Linked DNA regions of Homo sapiens: region 2 is linked to region 1. Evidence: read pairs that join two places in POLR2A ChIA-PET (ENCODE). Cell type or tissue: PC-9. All regions are shown on one strand. Each heading gives the region's core, and the rest is flanking DNA. Links, peaks and the distances in the headings are about the cores only.

Region 1 (15,250 bases), core at 3,756-11,755:
GGATTACAGGCATGAGCCACCACGCCCGGCCATATTTTTTTTTTAAGAGAGAATAGAAGTTTCGCCAGTAGGAGCTTGGGTGAGAGCTGGGGAAGGAAGGAAGGTAGCAGAAGGGAAAGAACTGCCAGACTTGAAGAGTTTCAAGACAACAGAAACTAGGAGAGCTGTTCAAAATACAGGATTGGGCCAGGAACAGTGGCTAACGCCTGTAATCCCAGCACTTTGGGAGGCTGAGGCAGGTGGATCACATGAGGCCAGGAGTTCGAGACCAGCCTAGCCAACATGAGGAAACCCCATCTCTACCAAAAATACAAAAATTAGGCAGCGTGGTGGTACACACCTGTAGTGCCAGCTACTCAGGAGGCCAAGACACGAGAATCACCTGAACCCAGAAGGCAGAGGCTGCAGTGAGCCGAGATCGCACCACTGCACTCTAGCCTGGGCGACAGAGCAAGACATTGTCTCAGAAAAAAAAAAAATACAGAACTGAATCATCTAAATTACTGAGAGGCACCAAGCAAAGCACAGGCAGCGGCACTGAAGGCCCTGCCCCACACAGGATCTGGCATTAGTGCTTCAGCTGCTGAATTATGGAGAGGTCTCAAGAGTCCCAAGGCAGGGGCGTGGCAGGAGGGGAGCTTGTGGGACTCAGGCCATCATTTATTTGCAAACTGGATGAAAGAGTTGTGATGTCAGACCTGCCGCTGCCTGTCAGCCCTGGCATACAGCACGGCATAAGAGGTAGAACAGAGACAGATACAGCCAGTAGGGAAGAGAGCCCAAGAAGCCAGATCACGCACTGGATACTTTGTCCCGATTCTACAAGAGACCCACAGAAGAGCTTTAAGTTAGTGGGGTTACGGGGAATAAGTGGGGGAGTGGGATGGTCATTAAAGAAGACCACTCCATGATGTGCAAAGTGGGTCAGAGCTGATCAAGACTGAAGGCAGGAAAACACAAGTCGGGGAGAAAGAAGAGAATTCACTGAGGATGGAGGAACCGCGAGTGGCTCAGGGACCCATGTGAGAGACAGAAAACAATGCTCTTTGTGGGACTGGTTTTGGGGCAGAGAAGAGGGAGAAGGAGAAGGCTGGGAGGAAGCCCAAGAGCTGTCCAGGGGACCTGGGTAAAAGGCAGAGCCATTTACTAAGCAAGAAACACAGGAACACATATGGATGAAGATCAGAATTCAGTTTTGGAGACTGACAAGCCCGTGCTGTACGCCAAATAGAGACATTCATGAGACAGAGTTCAAGGAAGTGCTCTGGGCTGCGGGTATGACTAAGAATAACAGGCACATACAGAGCAACTTCACCAAGGAATCCAAACAGTATGCATAGAAACAAGAGCCAACAATGAATCCAAGGATGAATAATATTTGAGGGTATGGAAGTGATATGCCAACAAGGATCAGAAAAGAAGAAGAAAGTGTGCCAAGAGGCTATGGCATCGCAGAAAGCAAGGGAAGGCAGTGTTTCAAAGTCAGATCCTCATTGCCCAAGGCTGCCGAACAGACAGGGAAGATTAGACTTCAATTTTACAGGCAGCTCAGCAACAGTAACTGTGTCTCTGGTATATTCTGAATGGCCCCGATCACCTTGTAATTGACTGCCAACCTATAACCTGACGATGATATATCAGTGATTAAAAGAACATCAAATTCCAGCCAGGCGTGGTGGCTCATGCCTGTAATCCCAGCACTTTGGGAGGTCGAGGCGGGCAGATTACCTGAAGTCAGGAGTTCGAGACCAGCCTGGCCAACATGGTGAAACTCCATCTCTACTAAAAATACAAAAATTAGCCAGACATGGTGGCACACACCTATAGTCCCAGCTACTCAGGTGGCTGAGGCTGGAGAATCACTTGCACCTGGGAGGCAGAGGTTGCAGTGAGCTGAGATCATGCCACTGCACTCCAGACTGGGCAACAGAGTGAGGCTCCATCTAAAAAAAAAAAAAAAAATCAAATTCCAAGGTCATGCCATCAAATGCATCAAACGCCAATAACGGCAGTGGTTCTTTCTCCTTTCCCAAGTGGAATGGAAAATAATTCATTTCTCCATACTGTATTCTGTACTGGCTACTTGGGTTTCCAGTGGCTACAAAGACAGCAAGCCAAGTCTGTGTAGAGCTCTGGGTCACTTTTCATTAATTTTTGCTTTGTTCCTCAAAAATTAATCACTTTCCCTGTAGCAAGCTGGAGTGATCCTGGTATATGGTACCTCAGGAACCATGAAATACAGTACTGCACGCAATGAATAATGCCCTTCCTTCCAACCAAGATGTATTTGTTTAGTGAACATAATTTTATTGAACAACTGTGTGTTTATTGAACAACTCATTTCTACAAATGAGTAACTGGTGAAATAAACAAGAAACAAAGATCTAGGAGCCTCTCTGAACTTACCCTAGCCCCGGGAGACTGCCCAAAGAAAGAAAAAAAAAAAAAGCAAACATCTGTTGAAAGTGATTACACATTCTAGGCATGTATCAAAATATCACAAGTACCAAGGCCAGGCGCAGTGGCTTACACGTATAATCCCAGCACTCTGGAAGGCCGAAGTGAGCAGATCACAAGGTCAGGAGTTCGAGACCAGCCTGGCCAACATGGTGAAACCTGTCTCTACTAAAAATACAAAAACTAGCCAGGCATGGTGGTGGGCACCTGTAATCCCAGCTACTCGGGAGGCTCAGGCAGGAGAATCGCCTGAACCCAGGAAGCGGAGGTTGCATTGAGCCAAGACGGTGCCATTGCACTCCAGCCTGGGCGACAAGAGCAAGACTCCATCTCAATAAAAAATAAAAAATCACAGGTACCCCATACATATGTACAAATATTATGTACCAATAAAATAATTTTAATAATAATTTTTTTAAAAAAAAGAACTGTTGGAGCCAGGCACAGTGTCTCACATTTGTAATCCCAGCTAGTTGGCAGGCTGAGGTGGGAAGATCACTTGAGCCTAGGAGTTTGAGACCAGCCTGGCCAACAGAACAAGATCTCTGTCTCTATAAAAGTTTAAAAACCAGCCGGGCATGGTGGTGCAAGCCTGCAATCCTAGCTATTTCAGAGGCTCAGGCAAGGGGATCACTTGAGCCTAGTAGTTCCAGGCTTTGGTGAGCCATGATCACACCACTGCACTTCAGCCTGGGCAACAGAGCAAGACCCCAACTCTAAAAAATAAATAAGTAAATAAATAAAAAGATCTATTGAAGGGTTGAGAAAAAAGAAAGGATGATACAGCAACATGAAGGAGAGGGAAAGACTAAGGATTATGTTAGCAGAGAATTTCCACACACCGCCACCAAATGCAACAAGGTCCAACTTTTGGCTGTGAAAGGGGAACCAGCCAAAGACAGCACATTTTACTCAGCAACGACACTGACATAGTGATAAGAAAGATTCCGGGATTCCCAGCAGCAGCCGTGGTCAGGGCTGGAACTGAAAGCTCAGGGGAGGAGGAGACCACAGGACATTTGTTACATGACATGATCCACTTCAAGGTTCAGCTCCAAAGCAGATCACTATGAACAGTTTCCTCATCTGTACAGTGGCAGTAATAACAGTCCCTACTACTCACAGGGCTATCGAACTGAATGAGTTAATTTACATCAAAGTGCAAGTCTTGCACTAAGTACTAAGCATTAATAGTTATTATTTAGCATTATGCTTGTCACTCACATGGAAATGTTTTTCCAACATTAAATTGGATGATAACAGAACCTCTGGGGTTTCTGTTGCTGGTATGGAAGACATTAATTATGAAATGCCATGCTATCCTCAGGCATCAAATTAAAACAGATTATTAATTTCCCAGCAACTGGCACGCCACAGTGGTGAAATAAACCAGTGTGCTACAGGTCCCCGAACCCAGAGGAGACTGTACCATGTGGCTCTGAGAATTCTGCACAAAAGATGACTTCATTTAAATTAAGATGCCAGACAACACCATTACGTTTTGACTACTATTAAGACATGGATTTCTGTGCCCATACACCACCCCACCAAGTCCCACGCGATCACTGCCCTGCCCACTATTAAAAAATAAATAAAAAGAAAAAGAGCAGAAGGAAGACAAGCTCCTCCAAGCTACAGCCAGGCAGAGCAGTACCTGTTTCGGTTTTGCTGGCAAAGCCCGCTGCCTGCTTGATCGCTGCCGCTGTGAGTGCCAATCCTCGACTCCTCTTCAAGCCATGCTGCAGGACGGCTTCAAACTGGGCACACAGACAGGTGACCCTGTGAGAAAACCAATGACTCATCAGTCCCCCCAGAAAAGGGAGTAGCAACTAGGGCGGCCCCAGCATCTCCAGGAAGTGAGTAAGCCGCCAGGTGTAAACCTCAGCGTGAAGGCAGACAGGAGACACCTGGATGTGCAGGCTTGGTAACTGACCTGCGCCACTCCACACACCTCCCGTGTTGATGTTCATTTCACAGAGCTCAGGATGCCCAGCACAGTCTACCCATATGCATCAGACTGGCACAGTAACAATTCACAAGGAACATGGGAACAGGGACGGGTGCCAGCTGGCGGGGGTGCAGAGGGGGGAAAAGTTAAAAACCAATCAGTTCAGTGTGGGGAGCGGTTGGATGTTAATTGCATCCAATTCACAAGTTTTAACTCTAATTCATATTACATGTAGTTTAAGGAACAAGATTATGTTTTTGGAGACTGAATTCACCAGGCTGCCAAATTGGAAACATTGTGTAATTTCATGGCCTGTTACATGCTCTAAAAAGAATATATGAATTCTGATTCTCATTCTTTATATAAGAGATTACATGCTCTAAAGAGATTATATGAGATTACATGCTCTAAAAATAATAATAATATGAATTCTGATTCTTGTTCTTTATTCTGTTGTAAGAGAATACATTGTGAACTCAGATTGTGAGTTGATGGAATTTTCAATTAAGTTACAATTACTGTGCATTTAATTGAATTTGTTTCTCAATAACCAAAGAAATAGGAGATTCAGGAACAAAGAGATGAGGTCACAGCAACTGCACTTGATCTTAGCAATCTTCTCAGGGCTCCTGAGCCTCTGCCCAACTGGGTCTGTGGACTTCTGAGCCCTTTCCATTCATTCATACAACAAAAGTTAAGAAATTCTGAATGTCTCCCACATGCCAGGCACTGTTCTAGGCTCTGAGGAGATGACAGTGAGAGTGAGACAGGCACGGTTTCTGCCTCACTCATGTGCATGTTTCTAGCAAAGGGAGGTACACAAATAAGTTAACCAGACCATTTCAGTTAATCAGAACTTAGAAGAAAATAAGACAGGATGAGATGGCAGGTGGCGATGGGGCAAGGACAGGCTTAGATTCTGTGGGCTGAATGAAGGTGGCCTTGGAATTACGAGCTGGATATGACAAGGGCAGCAGGCTGGAAAGACAGGCCCAGTGCAAAGGCCTTGAGGCCACCACCATCCGGCTCAGCCTTGCCTGGCCTCGGGCATTTGCTGCTCCACCCATCCCGACACCCATGGTAACAATACTCCAGGTGTTTATCACTCTGTGGGTAGTAAAATATTTTCATACCCATTATTTTACTCTTCTCATCAACACTTTAATATAGATGAGGCACGTACTATTATCTCCATTTTACACTTGAAGAAGCTGAGGCTGACATTTACGTGACCTCCTGAAAACTGCATAAAAAGCAGTGACATCTGTACCTGAACTCCATCCTCGCAAGCTGATCCAATGTAGTTTCCTCCATCCCCCATATCATCACGAAAAACATCCTTTATTCTAAGATAAAAGTCCTCTGGCTACCTTACTCAATCTTTACTCGTCATTCTGTCTACACTACACACCCCTAACACAGCATCAGCAAATCCACAGCATTCATGCCTTTCCACTGTATTCGGTGCCCATGACAGACATCACTAATCGATCCCAGCATTGTAGGCCACCACTGGCAAATGACCAAAGCTGGCCCTGCACAGAAGGGAGCCTATTAGGCATCACAAATCTAATACTTCCCCTCAACCATACTGCTTGGTTTTCACCTTCTATCTTATCTTTGCTGGATTCCTGGCACCTAGCTCAGCACCTGGTATATAATGTGTGTTCCACAAATCTTTTTCCAGTGGGTAGGTAAATCAATGATTAACCTTGAACCAGAGATCCCAGAATACTCCCCCACATTGAAACAAACCTCTTTGCTGGGCAGATATCACTCTTAATTATTATAGATGTGCATACGTTAGTCTCTGTACACACAGGCACTTTTTTTTTTTTTTTTTTTTTTGAGATGGAGTTTTGCTCTTGTTGCCCAGGCTGGAGTGCAATGGCACAATCTCGGCTCACTGCAACGTCCACCTCCCAGGTCCAAGCGATTCTCCTGCCTCAGCCTCCCATGTAGCTGGGAATACAGGCGCCTGCCACCATGCCTGGCTAATGTTTGTATTTTTAGTAGAGATGGGGTTTCACCATGTCGGCCAGGCTGGTCTCCAACTCCTGAACTCAGGTGATCTGCCCGCCTTGGCCTCCCAAAGTGCTGGGATTACAGGAATGAACCATTGCACCCAGCCTCATAAGCACATATTTTAAGGCTTCCTGAAAGCTGGGACGTCCACCAAAACTCTCTAAATACCACAGAAACCAAAACCATGGCACATAGCAACAATGACCTAGATCAGGGGTCTGTCTCAGAGAGAAAAAAACAAAAACAAAAACAAAAAAACTCTGGGGTATGTTGAGAGTTCTCTGTAATTAACCAAAGCCTCTATCTTTAAAAGAATCTTCTGCAAATACAGCAATCAACTCAACAATTGCTATTAGTTTGCTTGGTTCCAATGCACAAGTCAATAACTGCCCAGCCAGCTCTAGATAAAACCAGGGCCCTAAGAGGAATGGAATGCAGGCGAACTGCACAAATCCAGTCCCCAAGGTTTGGGTTACATCATCAGTACTGTGTCACAGAGGCACACAGGTCACAACTAACCTAACACTGCACGAATACCCAGGTGGATGCTAGTCTTTTAATTAGATCACTATGATGCCTTCCTCGCCAAAGGCCGTTCTACTTAACACCCTCCCCATATGCCCTTTCCACCTCCAGTTTGGATCTGAGCACGTATCTACTGGTCATTCAAGGCAGATCTCGACTGGGTGCGGTGGCTCACACTTATAATCTCAGCACTTTGGCAGGCCAAGGCGGGTGGATCACCTGGGGTCAGGAGTTCAAGACCAGCCTGGCCAACATGGTGAAACCCCATTTCTACTAAAAAAATATATATATAAAATGAGCTGGGTGTGGCGGCACATGCTTATAATCCCAGCTACTCTGGAGGCTGAGGCAGGAGCATCACATGAATCCGGGAGGCGGAGGTTGCCGTGAGCCGAGATCGTGCCATTATATTCCTGCCTGGGCAACAAGAGCGAAACTCAGTCTCAAAAGAAAAAAAAAAAAAAAGACTTAGCTCACGTATTCCCTCCTCCAGGAAGCCTTCCTGAATGTTTCCTCATTCTGAGCTTCTTTGTACTGCAGCGCTCGCCACTCTCTGTTAATGGTCTGATTTCCAGGGCTGCCTGCTCTTGCTAACTGTGAGCTCCCGTGCACTTAGCACCATGCCTGGTTGCTACAGAGAATGTGACCGACATGGTCTCTCCAGTCAGGGAACTCAAGATCATGAACCTGATGTACATTTTGGTGGGAGATGCATCTCAGGAGATTTCGTATAAACGGTCATTTGAATCCAGGTGAGTTAAAACTAGTGAATCAAGTAGAGCACACCTGTCCAAGCACAGGAATCTACTCTTTAGCTTCTGGTGGACACATCTTGGAAGCACTATGTCATACACGAGGTCACACTAAGGCTTTCCACTGCTTCCCATCTTATATGGGAAGTTAATTAAGTTAATGAACCATCTTATATGGGAAGCAGTAGATGATAATTCCCACGAAATGAAAGGAGCACTAGCTTTAGTAGAGTTCTTTCTTTTCTTTTCTTTTCTTTTCTTTTTTTTTTTTGAGACAGGGTCTTGCTCTGTTACCCAGGCTGGAGTGCGGTGGTGTGATCATAGCTCACTGCAGCCTCAATCTCCCAGGCTCAAACGATCCTCCCACCTCAGCCTACCAAGTAACTGAGACTACAGGCATGCACTACCATGCGCAGCTACTTTTTTTTTTTTTTTTTTTTTGAGACAGAGTCTCACTTTGTTGAGAGGGCTGGGGGGTTCCCAGAATACTCTCTACTGCAGACACTCTGGCTTCACTGGAGAGGTCAGCTGCCTCCTTGCCATTTTATCACACCAAACTTCCATTCCAAGTTAATGAACTAGGAATATTATTTTAAATAAGTGGGTCACTTAACAACAGTGAATATTTTAATTTTTTAAAAAGCACCAGTCAGGTGGGGTGCAGTAGCTCACACCTATAATACCAGCACTTTGGGAGGCCAAGGCAGGTAGATCACTTGAGGTCAGGAGTTCGAGACCAGCCTGGCCAACAGGGTGAAATCTCAACTCTACTAAAAACAGAAAAATTCACTGGGCGTTACAGCAGGCACCTGTAATTCCAGCTACTGGGAAGGCTGGAGCAGGAGAATTCCTTGGACCCAGGGGGCATAGGTTGCAGTGAGCTGAGATCACATCACTGCACTCCAGCTTGGGCAACAGAGAGAGACTTGGTCTCAAAAAAAAAAAAAAAAAAAGGAATAAGGTACTGATCCATGCTACAACATGGAAGAACATTGAAAATACTATGCTAGAGGAAGGAAGCCACATCCAAAACACCACACACTGTATGATTCCATGAAACGGCTAAGAAGGGTAAATACAGACAGTCCTTAACATAACCATGGTTCAATTTATGACTTTTTGACTCTACAATAGGATTATCAGGACATAACCCCATCATAAGTCAAGGAACATTTGGATATAGAAACAGAAAGTCATTTAATCAGTGGTTCTCTAAGGCTGGAGTTGAAATTAGGGATTAAGTGTTAACTAGCACAAGGGAATTTGGGGGGATAATGGAAATGCTCTAAAACTGAATTGTGATCGATGGTTACACAACACTATAAATTTATTAAAAAGCACAAAAATTGGCTGGGCGTTGTGGCTCATGCCTGTAATCCCAACACTTTGGGAGGCTGAGGTGGGCAGATCACCTGAGGTCAGGAGTTCAAGACCAACCTGGCCAACATGGCAAAACTCCATTTCTACTAAAAATACAAAAATTAGCTGGGTGTGGTGGCAGGCTCCTGTAATCCCAGCTACTCCAGAGGCTGAGGCTGGAGAATCGCTTGAACCCGGGAGGCGGAGGTCGCAGTGAGCTGAGATTGTGCCACTGTACTCCAGCCTGAGCAACAAGAGCGAAACTCTGCCTCAAAGAAAAAAAAAAAGCACAAAAATCACTGAATTGAAAAAAAAAAATCACTGAATTGTATACTTACAATTTTAACGGTATATAAACTAGACCTCAATAAAGCTGTTTAAAAAAAAAAAAAAAAAAACTTCCCCCCAGGTGCTCAGTAAAAGTCTGATAAAGCAGCAAAAGAGTTGTGAATGGAAAATGAAGTAACTTCCTCCTGCTGCATTTGAAACTGTCCACCAAGACCAGCAGACCTGGACACTGCACCAGCTCAACTAGTTTTCTGTGAAGATTCAGCAAGCATTTGTTTTCATGAGCTTTGTCCTATCTTTTTTTTTTTTTTGAGATGGAGCCTCGCTCTGTTCCCCAGGCTGGAGTGCAGTGACGTGATCTCGGCTCACTGTAACCTCTGCCACCCACGTTCGAGATTATCCTGCCTCAAGCCTCTGGAGTAGCTGGGATTACAGCCACGGGCCACCACGTCCGGCCATTTTTTGTGTGTATTTTTAGTAGAGCCAGGGTTTCACCATGTTGGCCAGGCTGATCTCAAACTGCTGACCTCAAGTGATCCGCCTACCTTGGCCCCCCAAAGTGCTAGGATTACAGAAGTGAGACACCAAGCCCAGCCTGTCCTATATTTCAAGACTGCTTAATCTGCACACGAATCTATTAAAAGATTCCTAAGAATCCTATACTTTTGCATGGCAATCATTAAAACAACAGGATCAGCCATGAATGCTGCATTTTTATAAACTGCATCAAATTAACCTTGTGACAGAAAGACCTATTTACTTGATTTTTTTTTTTTGAGTCAGAGTCTCGCTCTGTTGCCCAAAATGGAGTGCAGTGGCGCGATCTCCGCTCACTGCAACCTCTGTCTCCTGGGTTCAAGCAATTGTCCTGCCTCAGCCTCCCAAGGAGCTGGGATTACAGGTGTGCACCACCATGCCCAGCTAATATTTTTATATTTTTTGTAGAGATGGGGTTTCACTGTGTTGGCCAGGCTGGTCTCGAACTCCTGAATTGTGATCCGCCTGCCTCAGCCTCCCAAAGTGCTGGGATTCCAGGCATGAACCACCACAACCGGCAATTCTTTTACTATGTTACAGCTTTACTGGAGCCTTTTTGAGAAAACCAACTACAATCATGAAAATGGACTGGATTATCGTCATTTGTAAAATTCCAATGTTAGCTGGAATGGAGTCTGCTGTACCAGTGAAAATCAGTCAATCAACAGTATGAGCCATATCTCAGATTTAAGACAGTAAGAACAAGGCCATTACATGACAATCATTTGAAATGGGCCATGAGGCTGGGCTCAGTGGCTCACGCCTGTAATCCCAGCACTTTGGGAGGCCGAGATGGGAGGATCACCTGAGGTCAGGAGTTCCAGACCAGCCTGGCCAACATGGCAAAACCCCATCTCTACTAAAAATACAAAAATTAGCTGAGCATGGTGGCGAGTGCCTGTAATCCCAGCTACTCAGGTGGCTGAGACAGGAGAATCGCTTGAACCCAGGAGGGGGAGGTTGCAGTGAGCCGAGATGGCACCACTGCACTCCAGCCTGGGGGACAGAGCGAGACTCCATCTCAAAAAAAAAAAAAAATGAGCCATGAGCTATATTTATGTTTAATTAATTTTCAAAAAGGTTCACATGCTTAATCCATGAATTTCAGGAGCAGAAATCAATCCTAGACTATAATCTACAAATCAGATAAAAATCTAAGAACAGGTGGGGCGCAGTTGCTCACACCTGCAATCCCAGCAATTTGGGAGGCCGAGGTGGGCAGATCACTTGAGGCCAGGAGTTTGAAACCAGCCTGGGCAACAAAGCAAAACCTCATCTCTATTCTAAAAAATAAATAAATAAATAATTTTTTTAAAGCGTTAAGATTACAGGCACAGTGGCCTGAAACCCTATCTCTACAAAAAATAAAAAAATTAGCCCTGGGTGTGGTTGCGCATGCCTGTAGTCCCAGCTACTCAGGAAGCTGAGACAGAAGGGTTGCTTGAGCCCAGGAAGCGGAGGCTACAGTGAGCCGGGATCGCACCACTGCACTTTAGCATGGGTGACAGAACAAGACCTTGTCTTAAAAAAAAAAAAAGTTTAGAAACTGCCTAAATATTTAACACTTGGGGAACTGGTTAGATAAACAATAGCTATTTAGGTCTTTAAAATATTTACCAAGAGCTTATACTGATAAGTCAATATCTTTATAACATAAGATGAAAAATAAGCAGGATAGGTAACTGTATGTTAAGTATGGTCTCAGTTATGCTTGAAAAATACAATACAGGCCAGGTGCAGTGGCTCATGCCTGTAATCCCAGTGCTTTGGGAGGCCAAGGCAGGCAGATCACCTGAGGTCAGGAGTTTGAGACCAGCCTGGCTAAAATGGTGAAATCCCGTTTCTACTAAAAATACAAAAAAAAGTCGGGTGTGGTGGTACGTGCCTGTAATCCCAGCTACTTGGGAGGCTGAGCCAAGAGAATCGCTTGAACCCGGGAGGCAGAGGTTTGCAGTGAGCCAAGATCACGCCACTGCACTCCAGCTTGGGCAACAAGAGCAAAACTCCGTCTCAAAAAAAAAAAAAAATTATATATCTATATCTATCTATCTATCTATCTATCTATCTATCTATATATATATATTTACATATATAACAATTCCAAAGGGAATTATGTAAAAAAATTAAGAGCCACTTGGTGAAAGATTTACTGGTCATAGTTGCCAGGCGCGGTGGCTCACTCTTGTAATCCCAGCACTTTGGGAGGCCGAGGCGGGCAGATCACGAGGTCAAGAGATCAAGACCATTCTGGCTAACACAGTGAAACCCTGTCTCCACTAAAAATACAAAAAAGTAGCCGGGCATGGTGGCGGGCCTGTAGTCCCAGCTACTCGGGAGGCTGAAGCAGGAGAATGGCGTGAACCTGGGAGGCGGAGCTTGCCGTGAGCCGAGATAGTGCCACTGCACTCCAGCCTGGGTGACAGAGCGAGACTCCATCGCAAAAAAACAAAAAGCATTACTGGTCATGGTTTTCTTGCTTTCATACTTTTCTGAACCTAACTCATTTGCTAAAACAAGCATTTAAAAAAGTATTCGGGCTTCAAGAACCAGAAATATTATTGCCTTGAACTACAGATAAGGAATGAAGAAATATGGTTTAAAGGTTATGGTGAGGAAAAATCATGCAATTATTTAAAATGCTTATAGAAAACTTGGATATAGCATTTTTTAAAAGGTTAGATTGTAATATTAAATAAAAAAAAACAGATCTACAAAAAGATTTAAATCTTTCTAACCCACAAATGTAAAAACACTGCAATAAAAGATAATATACCCCAGGCCGGGCTCAGTGGCTCACACCTGTAATCCCAGCTCTTACGGAGGCATCGGCAGGAGAACAGCTTGAGCCCAGGAGTTCGAGACCTGCATGGGCAATATCGCGAGACCGCATTCTCCACAAAAAGGAAAAAAAAAAAAAAGACAAAAAAAAGTGTAAAAGATAATATACCCCACAAATTTGCACAAAGAAAAACAAAGACACCATAACATTAAAAGTTGACTTTAGGTAGACAAAACTAGAGGAGAGGAACTTGATGCATAACAGTAACAAAAATAAAATATATCTTTCTTTTTTTTTTTTCTTGAGACAGAGTCTCACTCTGTCACCCAGGCTGAAGTGCAGTGACACGATCTCGGCTCACTGCAACCTGCGCCTCCCAGGTTCAAGTGATTCTCCTGCTTCAGCCTCCCGAGTGGCTGGGATTACAGGTGCCCACCACCACGCCCGGCTGATTTTTTTTTTTTTAATTTTTAGTAGACATGGGGTTTTACCATCTTGGCCAGGGTGGTCTCAAACTCCTGACCTCGTGATCCACCTGCCTTGGCCTCCCAAAGTGCTAGGACTACAGGTGTGAACCACCACGCCCAGCCAAAATAAATCATTTTTAAAAATAAATAGGCAAGCCCTATATGAAGAAAAACATAAAATTTTGTTAAACGGCATAAAGATCAAACAGATAAAAAGAAACACCATTTTCCTGAATGGGAAGACTTATTAAACTCAAAACATCAATTTTTCCCAAATTAATGTACAAACTTAATACAATTCCAATAACAAATGCAGGAAGGACTTGGCACCCCTTGTTCTGGGGTACAGGCCAGGCGTGGTGGCAGGTACCTGTAATCCCAGCTACCTGGGAGGCTGAGGCAGGAGAATCACTTGAACCCGGGATGCTGGGGTTGCAGTGAGCCAAGATCGCGCCATTGCACTCCTGCCTGGGTGACGAGAGAGACTTCGTCTCAAAAAAAAGAACAAAACAAAAGAAAGCCCCCCCACCCAAAAAAAATCCTAATACATATGGAAGCATTTTATCTATAATAATGGTAGCACTTCAGTCAGATGGGCAGAATGGGCTGCTTAACCAATGTCGTTAACACAAAGGATCATGCAGCTGAAAAAAAAATAAGGATAAATTCCTGTCTCATAAGGATAAATTCCTAATGCAAACCACAGACAGAATGAAATTCCAGATGGGTCAAGATCAAAGAAAAATGTTAAGTGTAAAAAATGAAAACGTTTACAGTAAAAATAACTGAGAAAAATACTGAAGAATCTGAGGATAAGATGCAGTACTCGAAAACCAAAACATTTTAAGGTTCACAGAATTAATTACATAAAATTTGTAAATGTCTACATGGCAAAAAGATACCATAAATACAGTGAAACAATAACTAAAGTGACAGATGAGAAAATATTAACAGAACATATAGCTGAAAAAATTAATATTCACAAAAACTCTGTTTCTACAAATGGATAAGACAAGCAACTCAAAAAATAAAAAGCACAGAAGGTGAAGAAATCAACCACAAAAGGGTGAAATACAGTTGGCCAATAAATATAAGAAAAGATACTCAATCTCACTAATAGCCCAAGAAAGTATAGTAACACTGAGGCCCAGGTTAGGACTAAGGACTTCAAAAGCAATCATAGTGCTAGCAAGAGCATGGGGAAATAGGTATTGCCAATAGGAATAGAAATATGAATTGCTATACCTTTCTGCAAAGACATCAGGCAGTATAATTTTTGTTGCTGTTGTTGAGATAGGGTCTCATTCTGTCACCCACACTGGAGTGCAGTGGCAAAATCATGGCTCACCGCAGTCTCGACCTCCCGGGTCCCAGTGATCTTCCACCTCAGCCTCCCAAGTAGCTGAGACCACAGGCGCTACCACGGTCAGTTAATTTTTTTAATTTTTTTTTTTGTAAAGACAGGGGTCTCACTATGTTGCCCAGGCTGGTCTGTAACTCCTGGGCTTAAGCAATCCTCCTGCCCTGGCCTCCCAAAGTGCTAGAATTATAGGTATGAGCCACTGTGTTCGGCCAGTATAATTTTTTTTAAGGTGCATAACCCTTTGACCCAGCAATCCCACTTCTAGGAAATCACCCTATAAAAATAAAAGCCCTAACAGCAAGAAAATGAACAAGAAATGAACAGACAGCTCACCAAAAGGGATATGCAGATGGCCAACAAGCACAGGAAAAGATGTCCAACATCATTAGTCATTAGGGAAATGCAAATTCAAACCACAATAAGACACAACTACACACCTATCAGAATGGCTAAAATACAAAGTCATGACAAAATCAAATGCTAGCAAGGACACAGAGAAACTGGATCACTGCCACACTACTGGTGGGAACGCAAAATGGTACAGCCGCTCTAGATAAAACTAACTATGCAAATACCATACAACCTAGCAATGACACTCTTGTGCCAGTGAAATTATTGTTGGCAAGAAAGAAAAAGGTAGACTTATGAACTACTGGTAGAAATGTTTCGAAAGCCAGAGGCTGCTCTCTGACTCAGCAACCCAACTCCTGGAAACCTATACCAGAAATATAAAATCCTCAGTATATTAAA
Region 2 (15,250 bases), core at 4,866-12,865, 98 kb after region 1:
GTGTCCATCTCTTGACCTTGTGATTCACCCACCTCAGCCTCCCAAAGTGCTGGGATTACAGGCGTGAGCTACCGCACCTGGCCTATTTTTTTTTTTTTTTTTTTTTTTGAGACAGAGTTTCAATTTTGTTGCCCAGGTTGGAGTGCAATGGCACAATCTCAGCTCACCACAACCTTTTCCTGCTGGGTTCAAGTGATTCTCCTGCCTCAGCCTCCTGACTAGCTGGGATTACAGGCATGCACCACCATGCCTGGCTAATTTTGTATTTTTAGCAGAGACAGCGTTTCTCCATGTTGGTGAGGCTGGTCTCAAACTCCCGACCTCAGGTGATCCGCCTGCCTCGGCCTCCCAAAGTGCTGGGATTACAGGAGTGAGCCACCGTGCCAGCCTCATGTCATTCTTATGTGTGTGTGTGTGTGTGTGTGTGTGTGTGTGACAGAGTCTCATTCTGTCTCTCAGGCTGGAGTGCAGTGGTGTGATCTCGGCTCACTGCAACCTCCGCCTCCCAGCTTCAAACGGTTCTCTGCCTCAGCCTCCCGAGTAGCTCGGATTACAGGCGCCCGCTGCCATGCCCGGCTAATTTTTGTATTTTTAGTAGAGACGGGGTTTCACCATCTTGGCCAGGCTGGTCTTGAACTCCTGACCCCGTGATCCACCTGCCTCGGCCTCCCAAAGTACTGGGATTATACGCATGAACCACCGTGCCCAGCCGTCATTCTTATATTATTATTTCCTAGTTGTCTTTCCTGAAGACTATCTTCCAGTCTGAAAATGGACATGATGTATCCACAGATGTACAGCAGAGAGCCAGGAGGTCCAACCGCCGTAGACAGGAAGGTATGGCTCTGTTGGAGTCCCCATAGTGTGGAAATGAGTTTGCCCTGGAAAGGGAAAGAACAGCTTCTTGCCCTCAGGTTTCTCACCTTCTCCTCTCCTCACTCTCACCAAGGGCTGAGGTCCATTTGTATGCACACAAAGAAAAGAGTTTCTTCCTTTCCAGGAAATAAAATTGGCCTGAAAGACGTCATTACTCTACGGAGACATGTGGAAACAAAAGGTAGAGCTAAAATCCGTAAGATGAAGGTGACAACGAAAATCAACCATCATGACAAAATCAATGGAAAGAGGAAGACCGCCAAAAAACAGTAAGATGTGCCTTGACACAAATATTGTTGTATGAACCATGTGCCAATCAAAGTAGACAACTGTAAAGTCCTTGAGAATATTTTCTACAATATTTGTGGCAAATTCAGTGGGTTCAAAATTGAGTTTGTCCTTTCTGCTTCATTAGTTTAAGCTGTATAATTCCTTTCCCTTCCTACATTCTTGTTTGTCATTTTTTCAGGGGAAGAGGAGTTGCTAGTACTGGCATTGGTTTTCCTTTCTCTGTCTCTTTTTTTTTTTTTCCTGAGATGGAGCTTTGCTCTTGTTGCCCAGGCTGTAGTGCAATGGCACAATGTCAGCTCACTGCCTTTTGGGTTCAAGCAATTCTCCTGCCTCAGCCTCCCACGTAGCTGGGATTACAGGTGCCCACCACCACGCCCAGCTAATTTTTGTATTTTTACTAGAGATGGGGTTTCACCATGTTGTCCAGGCTGGTCTCGAACTTCTGACCTCAGGTAATCCACCTGCCTCAGCCTCCCAAAGTGCTGGGATTAGAGGCATGAGCCACCACAGCCAGCCTTTTTTTTTTTTTTTAATTTTGAGATAGAGTCTCGCTCTGTCGCCCAGGCTGGAGTGCTATGGTGCAATCTTGGCTCACTGCAACCTCTGCCTCCCAATTTGAAGCAATTCTGCCTCAGCTTCCTGAGTAGCTTGGATTACAGGTGTGTGCCACCACATTTGGCCAATTTTTTTTTTTTTTTTTTTTTTTTTTTTTTTTTTTTGAGACAGAGTCTCACTCTGTCACCCAGGCTAGAGTGCAGTGGCATGATCTTGGCTCACTGCAACCTCCACCTCCCAGGTTCAAGCGATTCTTATCCCACAGCCTCTTGAGTAGCTGGGACTACAGGCATATGCCACCATGCCCGGATAATTTTTGTATTTTTAGTAGAGGCGGGGTTTCACCATATTGGCCAAGCTGGTCTAGAACTCCTGACATCATGATCCGCACACCTCGGCCTCCCAATGTGCTGAGATTACAGGCATGAGCCACCGTTCCCAGCCCAATTTTTGCATTTTTAGTAGAGACAGGGGTTCACCATGTTGGCCAGGCTAGTCTTGAACTCCTGACCTCAGGTGATCTGCCTACCTCAGCCTCCCAGTGTGAGCCACCGCACCCAGCCTGGATTGTTGAATTCAATGCTTGGGTCACCTCCAGATTCATTTTCACAGTCTTTCATGTTTTGGTCATATTACATTGTATTTTGCTGCCATATGACTGATCTTTTTTTGTTAAATGTGAGATACTTGTTAAAAAATATTTAGCAATGAATTGAGGCCTAGTAGCATGTTATCTTGCTGCAGAAGAGATGGGAGTCTACTTCTGGGGGATGGTCAGGGGTCCTCCATACAGGCTGCAATTGAGGTCGTCGGTGCAGGCTCAGTCCCTACAAAGGCCAGGGTATTTCCTGTCCACCTCTATTCTGATGCATGACTCTTCTGGGTCTCAACCAGAGCCAGTGGACTTCAGTATGGGTCGCTTTCATTGGCAGACCCTCAATCCACTTGTTTTCCATCTAATCCCACGCATGTGTGCAAAAGCTGCTGTGCTTCTTTGCATCTCAGTAGTTCCTTCTGGAATTCAGCAATGAAACTCAGGGAAATGGGTTCCAAATGCGAAGCTGACTTTCGTCCTGGGTTTCCTTCTTCTCCATCTTCACCTCTTGTCTGTTTACTGCCATGTTAGCAATTTGATGTATTCAATCATGGGTTTTATATTCTGTTTGGTGTCCCCCATTGTTCTCATCGGAGATCAGAAGCTTCAGATGCACTTATGTCAACTCAAGAGTAGAATGCTTCCTTAGCTTCCCTCCAGAGTCAGGTTTTGTGTTTCTAGTTCCCAAGTGCACAGCAGGAGTAGTGATGTCCTCACTGGCTTCTCATTTGCATTAAGCTGTGAGCTTCTTTAGCGTGGGGACAGGACCCTGCTCCCATTGCATTCTCAGCACCTCACCACACACACCTTGTTTGAGGCCACTCCAGACAGCATGTGCTGAAGGATGCCTTGTGGTCAGAAACAAGTTCATTAACTTTCTCTTTGAAGTGTTTTCGCCCCTGTTTCCTAGCGTTCTGGGAATTTTACACATCCTTCCTATAAAACCAAGTATCAGGTGAGATCCTTAGGATCAGGACCATGAATCAAGTGGTGTGAGGGCAACACAGCAAACTTACCCTTTTTAGGCCGTTTCCTTTTTCTGCCCTCAATCTCTGTGAACTGAACCTTGTTAAAGTCAGTCAACACCAGGGTGGATGGTTTGCCGTTGTCACCTATTTTCAGGACATAACACCCTGACTTAGGAGCCATTCCGATCATTTCTAATTCAATAGATGCGCCCAGCATTCAGATTGCCTTTTCTCTCAACCAGGATCTTTAAAGTCGATGACAAAAGTTCCAGTCCTGAATCATGGCAAAGTGCAGTAGTGAACTGCGGGGTTATTCTGGAAGGATCTCTCTATGGCTGATGGTCTCAGTTCCGGCATCAGCCTCTGACTGAGAATCAGGTCTCACACAGGAGGAGTCAGATGAGGAGCAATCCTCTGCTTCCGATGGAGTTAGTTGTGATGAATTGGTGAGGTCTGGTTTTTCACACTGAACTAAAATGAGCTTTCGCTGTGTCAAGCACAAGACTGACCCCAGAGACACACATAGTGCACCTCATAGAAGCTTTTAATAGTCTTTATATTTACTAAAGAATAGGACTAACTATGGAACTATGAAGATGAGCTGGAAATGACAGGTGACTTGCCAGCAGGCCAGAGTGTGACTTTTTTTTGTCCCTCAATGGGAGGTGTCAATTCTCCCTTCGGTTGTGAGAATCAGTTGGTTCATTTGTGGGAAGGTTGCAGGGGGGATCTTTGAATCACAGCCTTCAGATGCCAGAAGGGCAGAGGGAATCCCACACGGGCTGGTGGATCATGTGTGTGCATTTCTCTCCCTTCTAATCTGAGGAAACTAAGCGTGAAAGAATGTGAGCATGCAGAAAAGGAGAGGCAGGTGTCAGAGGCAGAGGAAAATGGGAAATTGGATATGAAAGAAATACACACCTACATGTGAGTTCAGAAACTGAACCCCACCCTCTTGGGAAACGCCCATTGGAGTGTTGTTTTTAACCTTTGTACAATGTTTAGACCCAGTAAATGCAGAAATAGAAACAAATGGTCAGAAGACATATCGTGAGAGAGAGAGAGAGTTCACAAAACAGAAAACAAAGTACCTTAATATTTACCAGTGACCAAAAGATGTGAAGTAGCAAAACGGCTCCTGACCCCATTGCCAGCTAGACTGTGTGGAAACTCGGTTCATACCAGCCATTCTAGGGGTGGGGTGAGTTGTTGTCATCCTTAGGAAAGTGTGTTGTTGTAGGATCAACCACATCCTTCAAAAGGACTATGCCTGTTTATAAGCCCAGCTGTTTCTGCCCTGTGAAACACGGTAAAGATATTAATACAAAGAGAATACAGCTTTATGATAAAAGATGCTCAATGAAGGATGAATTAGGGATGTACTGAGAATGGGGAAGGAAACTATCATCTCAGAAGTCAGCAGGCAGTAAGCAAGAGGAGGAATCAATACAGCAACAGTTTGGATCAGACTGTACAGTTTTTTGTTTTTGTTTTTCTGAGATGGAGTCTTGCTGTGTCACCCAGGCTGGAGTGCAATGACGTGATCTTGGCTCACTGCAACCTCCGCCTCCCAGGTTCAAGTGATTCCCCTGCCTCAGCCTCCCGAGTAGCTGGGATTACAGGTGCCTGCCACCACGCCTGGCTAATTTTTTGTATTTTTAGTAGAGACGGGGTTTCACCGTATTAGCCAGGATGGTCTCAATCTCCTGACCTCGTGATCCATCCGCCCCGCCCTCCCAGAGTGCTGGGATTACAGGCGTCAGCCACCGTGACCGGCTCAGACTGTACTCTTATAGCCATCTGAAATACGTTTTCTAGGTAGAGATAGATTGTGTAAGGGTACAGTTGTGAGGATAACAGAAACATGGCAGATTATTTAAAATCATCCTGAAAGTGGTGCTTTATCTGATGAAAGTGATTGTAATCCATAGGAAAATGTTTCAACGTGCGCAAGAGTTGCGGCGGCGGGCAGAGGACTACCACAAATGCAAAGTAAGGAGCTTCCTCCCTGCAGTTGCAGGATAGTTCAGTGCTGATGCAGATGATGCCACGGCCCTTAGACTCTCTCAACATTCAATTTCTCATGTGTTGGCTTTTTCAGATCCCCCCTTCTGCAAGAAAGGCTCTTTGCAACTGGGTAAGTTTGCTTGTTTTCCTTGCTTTTGGACATAGTCTGCCAGGTCAGGACATGGATACATTTTTCTCCCTACAGCTCTGTGCTCAAGCCCTGCAGAGGGAGATGGCAGAGAGAAAGGCTGCCTACAAGCATCACAGTCCCATCCCTGTTGGTAACCGTGTTGCGCAAAAACACCTTCATCCCCACCCAGTGGGGCCCCTGATCTAATATTCTAAGTGTCAGAGGTTCCGTATTTGTAATAGCAGATGGGCCCTGACTGTAAACTAGTGAAGAGTGAATGTAACTTATTACCCACAGGGACAATTCCAAATGAAGGCCTTAAATGATGCTCAGCTAAGCTGGTTCTTGTGTGGCCTCTGTACCTTCAAAAGCTGCCGAGTCCTATGATTACACGTGATGGGACTTGTACACTTGAAGTGAAACACAGTTTTAAAACTTGCTTTGTTTAGAATTCCCACCTCATTTTTCCATGGACAAAAGTATTCTTTATGTCCTAGTGCACTTACAATTTGGTATTACCTGGGAGTGAAAAGAAATATTACAGCCATGCCTAACTGACTTCTTGAGGTGAGATTGTTCTGTCAGAAAACCCTCTCCCAGTTCCCCTGCAGCTCTTCAGGAATCCACATCTCTCCAGAGCTCTTTGTTCTCATGGGTGGCACCTCCAGAGTGAAGAAGATCCTTTGTCAAGAAGGGAAACAGAGGGGAAATGAGAGGGTCCTGCAGGCAGAGCTGGAATCAACTTCCACTCTGCCTCTTGCAAGCTGTGTGACCCTGGGCACAATTTCTCCTTCCTCTGGAAACCTCTGTTTTCTTAGATTTGGAGCAGGGTGGTCACACTGACCTTGCAGAGTTCTGAGAATCAGAGACAGAACATAAAAGGCCTGGAAAACATTCTCCAAAAAGAAGCTGCAACATGTGTGGACAATGGGCTTTTCATGCCTCTCTTACTGTCTCTTACTGTCTGTTGACCTGGTGCAAGAAACATGCTCTGGTGATGGCTGTGAGGGAGGAATGAGGATAGACATAGACACTCCTGTGTCTCAAACATGCTTCTTTATTACTCTGTTATGACTCTGTCTTCCCTGGGGCAGGACCCCAGCCTGCCTACATTTGCAGACAGACACAGTGGCATGTGGAGACAACAGTGTGTCCCAGTGACTTTTCTTTACCCTCCAGCTGTTGGCAGTACTCAGTGGAAGGGTGATATTATGACACTGATACTGCTATTTTGAAACCTGGAGGATGGAAAGGTGCAAAAATCTATCACCAGCAACAGAAGGTGCAGACTGTGTTGGTGGCGGTAATTTTGTCCATCAAATGAATATGTGTGAAAACATTCCCTCCTTTGGCCCTACAGGTCAGAATGGCGGCAGCGGAGCATCGTCATTCTTCAGGATTGCCCTACTGGCCCTACCTCACAGCTGAAACTTTAAAAAACAGGATGGGCCACCAGCCACCTCCTCCAACTCAACAACATTCTATAACTGATAACTCCCTGAGCCTCAAGACACCTCCCGAGTGTCTGCTCACTCCCCTTCCACCCTCAGCGGATGATAATCTCAAGACACCTCCCGAGTGTCTGCTCACTCCCCTTCCACCCTCAGCTCCACCCTCAGCGGATGATAATCTCAAGACACCTCCCTTAGCTACTCAGGAGGCTGAGGCAGAAAAACCACCCAAACCCAAGAGGTGGAGAGCGGCTGAGATGGAATCACCACCCGAACCCAAGAGGCGGAGGGCCGCTGAGGTGGAATCACCACCCGAACCCAAGAGGCGGAGGGCCGCTGAGGTGGAACCATCATCACCCGAGCCCAAGAGGCGGAGGTTGAGTAAGCTGAGAACAGGCCATTGCACTCAAGCCTGAGCAATAAGAATAAAACTGAGTAGAACAAAATAAAAAAATCAAAAAACAAAACAAAACCCACACTCCAAAAACAAACTAACAAAGAATAAATAAATAATATAAAAATAAAATAAATACTGCAGTCCTTATGTTATTGCTTTGTTTTGATATCTGGTATGATTGCCTGAGGGACCTGAGGTTGTTAATCATAGGGGGTTTTTTTAATCTTTAGAAGTGGTTGGTTATGTAAAATATTATTTTTTTTTTTTTTTTTGAGACTGGATTTTGCTGTGTCACCCAGGCTGGAGTGCAGTGGCTCGATCACAGCTCACTGCAGCCTCAACCTCCTGGGCTTTAAGCAATCCTCCTGCCTCAGCCTCCCAAGTAGCTGGGATCACAGATGTGTGCCACCACGCCTGGCCAATGTTAAAAAATCCTTTAACTTTTTTGTAGAGATGCACTCCTGGACTCAAGCGATCCTCCTACTTGTCCCGACCACCAGCCCCTTTCTGATAAACATTTACACTGTTTATTATCTGATGCCATTTCTATCTTCTTCCTTGTCGTCCAGACATCAAAGAATTAGGTTTCTTCAGGGTTTTCTTTTTCAAGTGCTCAGTGTTAAAGATCACTCACATTAGGGCCAGACACCACGGCTCATGCCTGTAATCCCAGCACTTTGGGAGGCCGAGGCGGGCAGAGCACTTGAGGTGGGGAGTTTGAGACCAGCCCGGCCAACTTGGTGAAACCCCACCTCTACTGAAAAAATACAAAAATTAGCTGGGCGTGATGGTGCATGCCTGTAGTCCTAGCCACTTGGGAGGCTGAGGCATGAGAATCGCTTGAACCCAGGAGGCAGAGGTTGTAGTGAGCCAAGATCACATCAGCACACTCTAGCCTGGGTGACAGAGCGAGACTGACTCAAAAAATAAATAAAATAAATATCACTTACATTAGATATACCCAAGGGGTGGTCTATGGAGACTTGGAGGCAGTGGTTATTGCAACAGGGGCACGGAAGTCATCTGGCTATGCCAGGGTGCCCAGGGGATACTCGGGGTGGGTGGCATGGTGCTGCTGGGGACTCACCGCACAGGACGCTCTGATTGACGCACTGCCAGGAGTAGCGCTCTGTCTTGGGGCTGCAGCCGGCCTCCTCAGCTCGAGTGTAACAACAGTCGTGGCCATGGCAGCACCTGCGGATGTCACATGGGCAGGACAGCAGGTGGGTGAAGCTCTCTCCTGGCCCTCCTCTCTTGCCAGGACCATGGGTGACTGAAGACCCCCAGGGAGGCACAGCATCCTCTTATCTAAGTTTTTTTTTTTTTTTTTTTAAGAGACAGGGTCTTTCTCTGTCGCCCAGGCTGTACTGCAGAGGCACAATCATAGCTCACGGCAGCCTTGAACTCCTGGGCTCAAGCGATCCTCCCACTTCAGTGTCCCAAGTAGCTGAGACTACAGGCACACGCCAGCATGCCCGGCTGGTTTTTTAATTTGTATTTCCTTTGAGACAGCATATCTCTCTGTTGCTCAGGCTGGAGTGCAATGGCTCAATCAGCTCACTTTAGCCTTGAACTCCTGGGCTCAAGTGATACTGCCACCTCAACCTCCCAAGTCTGCTACTACAGGAACACAAACTCCTTTTTTAAATTTTTTGTGGATATGGGGTCTCACTATGTTGCCTAGGCTGGTCTCGAACTCCCAGGCTCAAGCAGTCCTCCTACCTCAGCCTCCCCAAATGCTGGGATTACAGGTGGGAGCTACTGTACACCTGGCCTTATCTAAGCTGTTTCCCTGAAAATCCCCGTCTTGGGTAATGATTCCATTGGCCCCACCATGCCCTGTCCTGCCTTCCTGGCTGTGCCCAAGCTTGGTCCCTGCCTGCCTGCCTGCCTCCCTCTCTGGGTCTCGAGCTCCTGTGACACATGACTCCTCTCTCTTCCTGGAGTGATCCAAGCCCTGCCACTTCCTGACTTTGCCCACACTGTACCCTCTGCCTGGGGCAACTTCATGTCTGCCCATTGTCCCTTAGGCCTCAGCCCAGGCACAAGCCCCTGCCTCCGGAGGTCATCCAGGCCTCACCAGGCTACACCCTCTCGTAAAATTGGATTCCCTCCCTTCATGGCAGGTTTATAATGAAATCCTCCTCAGAGGCCAGGTGCGGTGACACCCATCTGTAATCCCAGCACTTTGGGAGGCTGAGGTGGGAGGATCACTTGAGGCCAGGGGGTCGAGACCAGCCTGGGCAACATAAGAGAGACTCTTGTCTCTATAACAAATTTAAAAATTAGCTCACCAGGCCAGGCTCAGTGGCTCATGCCTGTAATCCCAACACTTTGAGAGGCCGAGGCAGGTGGATCACGAGGTCAGGAGTTCGAGAGCAGCCTGACCAACATGGCGAAACCCTGTCTCTACTAAAAATACAAAATTAGCCAGGCATGGTGGCACACACCTCTAATCCCAGCTACTCGGGAGGCTGAGGCAGGAGAATCGCTTGAACCCAGGAGGTGGAGGTTGCGGTGAGCCAAGATCACGCCATTGCAGTCCAGCCTGAGCAACAGAGCAAGACTCTCTCTCGAGACAATAAAAACACACAAAAAATTAACTCGCCATGATGGCACATGCCTATAGTCCTAGCTACTTGGGAGGCTGAGGTGGGAGGATCACTTGAGGCCAGGGGGTCGAGACCAGCCTGGGCAACATAAGGAGACTCTTGTCTCTCTTGTCTCTATAACAAATATAAAAATTGGCTCACCAGACCAGGCTCAGTGGTTCATGCCTGTAATCCCAACACTTTGAGAGGCCGAGGCAGGCAGATCACCTGAGGTCAGGAGTTCGAGACCAGCCTGGTCAACATGGTGAAACCCCATCTCTACTAAAAGTACAAAAATGAGCCGGGCTTGGTGGCGTGCACCTGTAATGCCAGCTACTCAGGAGGCTGAGACAGGAGAATCACTTGAACCCGGGAGGTGGAGGTTGCAGTGAGCTGAGATTGTGCCACTGCACTCCAGCCTGGGCGACAGAGTGAGACGCCATCTCAAAAGAAAAAAGATTGTTTTATTTCTCATTTATTTATTTAAATAAAAAAATTGTTTATTTAAAACATGAAAGAAGGTGTTGAGGCATTGGCAATTGGCAATCGGCCAGGCGCAGTGGCTCACGCCTGTAATCCCAGTACTTTGGGAAGCTAGGGTGGGCGGATGGCTTGACCTAGGAGTTAGAGATCAGCGAACATGGCAAAATCCCATCTCTACAAAAAATACAAAAAAACTAGCCAGGTGTGGTAGCTCGTGCCTGTAATCCCAGCTACTCGGGGGGCTGAAGTGGGAGGATTGCTTGAGCTTAGGAGGTGGAGGTTGCAGTGAGTCAAGTTCATGCCACTGCACTGCAGCCTGCATGACAGAGCAGCACCCTGTTTCAGAAAAAGAAAAAAAAAAGGCAATCTTGAGATTCCAGGTAAGTTTGTGAGTGATGGTGATTCTTTTTACTGTTCTATATTTATACTGTTGTATATTTATAAAATTGTATATATATATTTTTTTTTTGAGATGGAGTCTCACTCTATTGCCCAGGCTGGAGTGCAGTGATGCAATCTTGGCTCACTGCAACCTCCACCTCCCAGGTTCAAGCGATTCTCCCGCCTCAGCCTCCCTAGTAGCTGGGGCTACAGGTGCGTGCCACCACACCCGGCTAATTTTTTGTATTTTTTTGGTAGAGACGGGGTTTCACTGTGTTAGCCAGGATGGTCTCGATCTCCTGACCTCGTGATCTGCCTGCCTCAGCCTCCCAAAGTGCTGGGATTACAGGCGTGAGCCACTGCTCCCGGACAAAATTATATTTTTTATTTTTTAATTTATCTTTTGTAGAGACAGGGTTTTGCTATATTGCCCAGGCTGGTCTTGAACTCCTGGCCTCAAGCACTCCTCCTGCCTCAGTTTCCCAGAGTGTTGCAATTACAGGCATGAGCCACCATACCCAGCCTTAAATTCTCAAAGCTGAAAAAAATTCCCCCTTTCCCAACTGTACTCCTGCCCCAAACAAATTGAATCAAGGAAGACAGAAAAAATATTTTGGTAAAGACTTGGGAACCCAGGCTGAAGTCTGAAAGTCTGAATAATTTCACATGGGATCTTTTTTTTTTTTTTTTTTCTGAGACAGGGTCTTGCTCTGTCATCCAAGCTAGAGTGCAGTGGTATGAACAGGGCTGCTGCAGCCTCAGCCTCCTGTACTCAAGCGATCCTCCCACCTCCGCCTCCTGAGTAGTTGGGACTACGGGCATAAGCCGTTGCACCCTGCGTTAACTTTTTACTTTGAAATAATTACAGACTCACGAAAAGTTGCAGAAATGGTAGAGAGGTCCCAAGTACCCTTCACCTAGCTTCTCCCAACAGTAAAATCTACCATAACTATAGTACACTATCAAAATTCAGGACATTGACATTAAGACAGCACAACTAACTAGACTACACACTTTACTGTGATCTCACTTGTTTAACCTTTTATTTTTGACTTCTTTAAGTTACAAAAGCAATTTGTCCATCAACGGATAAACAAATTGTGGTAAAATCCATACAATAAAATATTAGTCAGCCATTAAAAGGGAGTAAGTGGCCGGGCGGGGTGGCTCACACCTGTAATCCCAACACTCTGGGAGGCCAAGGCAGGCAGATCACAAGGTCAGGAGTTCGAGACCAGCCTGGCCAACATAGGGAAACCCCCTCTCTACTAAAAATACAAAAATTAGCCAGGTATGGTGGCTCATGCCTGTAGTCCCAGCTACTCGGGAGGCTGAGGCAGGAGAATCTCTTGAATCCGGGAAGCAGAGGTTGTGGTGAGCCAAGGTCGCACCACTGCACAGCAGCCTGGGCGACAGAGCGAGACTCTGTTTCAAAAAAAAAAAAATGGGATGAAGTACTGATGCCTGCTTCAACATGGATGAACCTTGAAAACATTATGCTAAGTGAAAGAAGCCTGCCAAAAAAGGTCATAGTGCTATTGTGATATAGTAAGAGATATATACTTGGGCTCTGCCCCCAGTTTCTGGCACAGAGGTTCTAAAACTCTTGACATTTCCTGAGCAATAGAGGTGCTAGGTGCATCATTTGTTCTAATATTTGGTATTTGACCCGGGTTCCTGACACAGAGCTCCTAATCCCTTGGCATTTCCTAGGTGAAAGGAGTGTCTTTTGTTCTAATCATACAACTCTTTTTTTGTGTGTGTGTGATGTAGTCTCACTCTTGTTGCCCAGGCTGGAGTGCAGTGGCACGATCTCGGCTCACTGCAACCTCCACCTCCCGGGTTCAAGTGATTCTCCTGCCTCAGCCTCCCAAGTAGCTGGGATTACAGGTAGGTGCCACTATGCCCCGCTGATTTTTTTTTTTTTTTTTTTTTTGAGACAGGGTCTCACTCTGTCGCCCAGGCTGGAGTGCAGTGGAATGATCTTGGCTCACTGCAACCTCCACCTCCCAGGTTCAAGTGATTCTTGTGCCTCAACCTCCTGAGTAGCTGGGGTTACAGGTGTGCATCACCATGGCTGTCTAATTTTTTTGTATTTTTAGTAGAGACAGGGTTTCACCATGTTGGCCAGGCTGGTCTCAGACTGCTGACCTCAAGTGATCCGCCCGCCTCGGCCTCCCGAAGTGCTGGGATTACAGGTGAGAGCCACTGTGCCCGGCCTAATTTTTGTACTTTTAGGAGAGACGGGGTTTCACCATGTTGGCCAGGCTGGTCTCGAACTCCCGACCTCAGGTGATCCCCTCTCCTCAACCTTCCAAAGCGCTGGGATTACAGGCATGAGCCACAGCGCCCAGCTGGCTATTATATCTTTAACACATCTCCAAGCTTTCCTCATCCGCATTTTGAACAGGGAGGGCTTCAGCAGGTAATAGCATCTGGCCTACATGTATTTTGTTTCTTTTGTATATGTTTTGTTTTGGTTTTTGTTTCTGTTTTTTTTTTTTTTTTTTTTTTTTTTTGACACGAAATCTCACTCTGTTACTCAGGCTGGAGCGCTGTGGGGTGATGTCAACTTACTGCAAACTCCATCTCCCAGGTTCAAGCGATTCTCCTGCCTCAGCCTTCCAAGTAGCTGGGATTACAGGCGTGTGCCACCACGCCCAGCTAATTTTTGTATTTTTAGTAGAGACAGGGTTTTGCCATGTTGACCAGGCTGTTCTCGAACTCCTGACCTCAGGTGATCTGCCTGCCTCGGCCTCCCAAAGTGCTGGGCATCAGCCACCGCACCCTGCCTAATGATGCAACTCTTGATGGGCTCCTAGAAGACGACTGGTCACCAGAAAGGCCAAGTCATGATTAGAAGCTTGGAACTTTTAGCCCCACATCCAACCTCTCGGTGGGCAGAGGGGCTGAAGGTTGAGTTAATCAGCAACGGGCAATGATACAATCAGTCATGGCTATGTAGGGAAGCCTCCATAGAAACCCAGAAGGACAGGGTTCAGAGAGCTTCTGGGTTGCTGAACACGTGGAGGACCCTTGAGGATGGCACACCTGGAGACAGAATAGGAACTGTATGCCCCTTCCCAGCCCTGTGCATCTCTTCCACGTGGCTGTTCCTCTGTATCCTTTGTAATGTCCTTTATGGGTAACTGTAAGTAAAGTGTTTCCTTGAGTTCTTTTTTTTGAGACGGAGTCTTGCTCTGTTGCCCAGGCTAGAGTGTGGTGGAGCACTTGGCTCACTACAACCTCTGCCTCCCATGTTCGAGCGATTCTCCTGCCTTCAGCTTCCTGAGTAGCTGGGAATACAGGCACCCACCACCACAACCGGCTAATTTTTGTATTTTTTTGGTAGAGACAGGGTTTCACCATGTTGGCCAGGCTGGTCTCAAACTCCTGACCTCAGGTGATTCGCCTGCCTCGGCCTCCCAAAGTGCTGGGATTACAGGCATGAGCCACCGTGTTTGCCCTGTTTCCTTGAGTTCTGTGAGCCACTCTGGCAAATTCCCTGAACCCATGGAGGGGGTCATGGGAACCCCCAATTCATAGCCAGTTGGTCAGAAGCACAGGTCACAATGTGGAACCTGTTATTGGCATTGGAAGTGGGGGCAGTCTTGTGGGACTGATCCCTTAACTTGTGGGATCTGTCCTAACTCTGGTTAATGTCAGAATTGAGTGAAATGATTGCTTATCCTGTTGGTGTCTGTTGAAGAATTGGTTGGTGGTGGGTAGAAACTCCCTCACTTACTGGTGGAGTACAACTGGCCCTTAAACAATGTGAGCCTGAACTGCGAGGGTCCCACTTACACATGGATTTTTTTTTTCAATCAAATGAGGATCAAAAAGACGGGATTCTCAGGATGCAGGAACTCAAGTGTAGGGAGGGCTGACCTTTCATACACACAGTATAGATTGTGGGATTTTAGTATGGTTGGATTTTTGTATCTGAAGGGCTCCTGGAACTAATCCCCTTCCTCTACCCAGAGAGGACTGTACTCTGTGTTGAGCGGTGACTTGTGTGTGAGAGTAGGAAAAACTCTGATTTTTCCTAAGTTTTCTAAATTATTAGTCCTGGGGTGGGGTGTGGTGGCTCATGCCTGTAATCCTAGCACGTTGGGAGGCTGAGGCAGGAGGATCACTTGAGGTCAGTAGTTCCAGATCAGCCTGGGCAATATGGTGAAACCCTGTCTCTACTAAAAATAGAAAAATTACCAGGGGGTTGGGGAGGGGGGGTGGCGGGCACCTATAATCCCAGCTACTCAGGAGGCTGAGGCAGGAGAATTGCTTGAACTTGGGAGGTAGAGGTTGCAGTGCGTGAAGATTGCTCCACTGCACTCCAGCCTGGGCAACAGAGCAAGACTCCATCTCAAAAAATAAAATTAAATTAAATTAAAATAGCTAAGTGCGGTGGCTCACATCTGTAATCCTAGCACTTTAGGAGCCCAAGGCAGGCAGATCACTTGAGATCAGGAGTTTGAAACCAGCCTGGCCAACAAGGTGAAACCCTGTCTCTACTAAAAAAAAATAC

What was found. ChIA-PET counts read pairs that join two places held together with the same protein. Peaks named below come from ENCODE experiments on the same cell type or tissue, not always from the same donor. Only the 100,000 strongest peaks of a DNase experiment are listed, where the experiment ranks them.
Region 2: POLR2A ChIA-PET joins it to region 1 with 12 read pairs; 6 of 35 experiments call an interaction of 5 or more read pairs at or near these places.

What each region holds. Positions count from the first base shown.
Region 1 is chr16:12,016,306-12,031,555 of GRCh38, reverse strand. It overlaps SNX29 (sorting nexin 29), which reads right to left. Exons shown (of 21, transcript NM_032167.5): 4 at 4,112-4,236. Among named protein-coding and RNA genes, the nearest start is that of SNX29, 47 kb to the right of the region's middle. RefSeq lists an enhancer at 4,085-4,154. In PC-9, for the core only: no CTCF peak of the experiment used is centred there; DNase peaks (open chromatin) are centred at 4,265 and 6,915; H3K4me3 peaks cover 1,046 bases; H3K27ac peaks cover 4,514 bases.
Region 2 is chr16:11,919,412-11,934,661 of GRCh38, reverse strand. NPIPB2 (nuclear pore complex interacting protein family member B2) reads left to right here. Exons shown (of 8, transcript NM_001396485.1): 3 at 738-837; 4 at 950-1,145; 5 at 4,111-4,212; 6 at 5,217-5,277; 7 at 5,387-5,422; 8 at 6,783-7,289. The coding sequence ends at 7,289. Among named protein-coding and RNA genes, the nearest start is that of GSPT1, 11 kb to the right of the region's middle. In PC-9, for the core only: no CTCF peak of the experiment used is centred there; no DNase peak of the experiment used is centred there.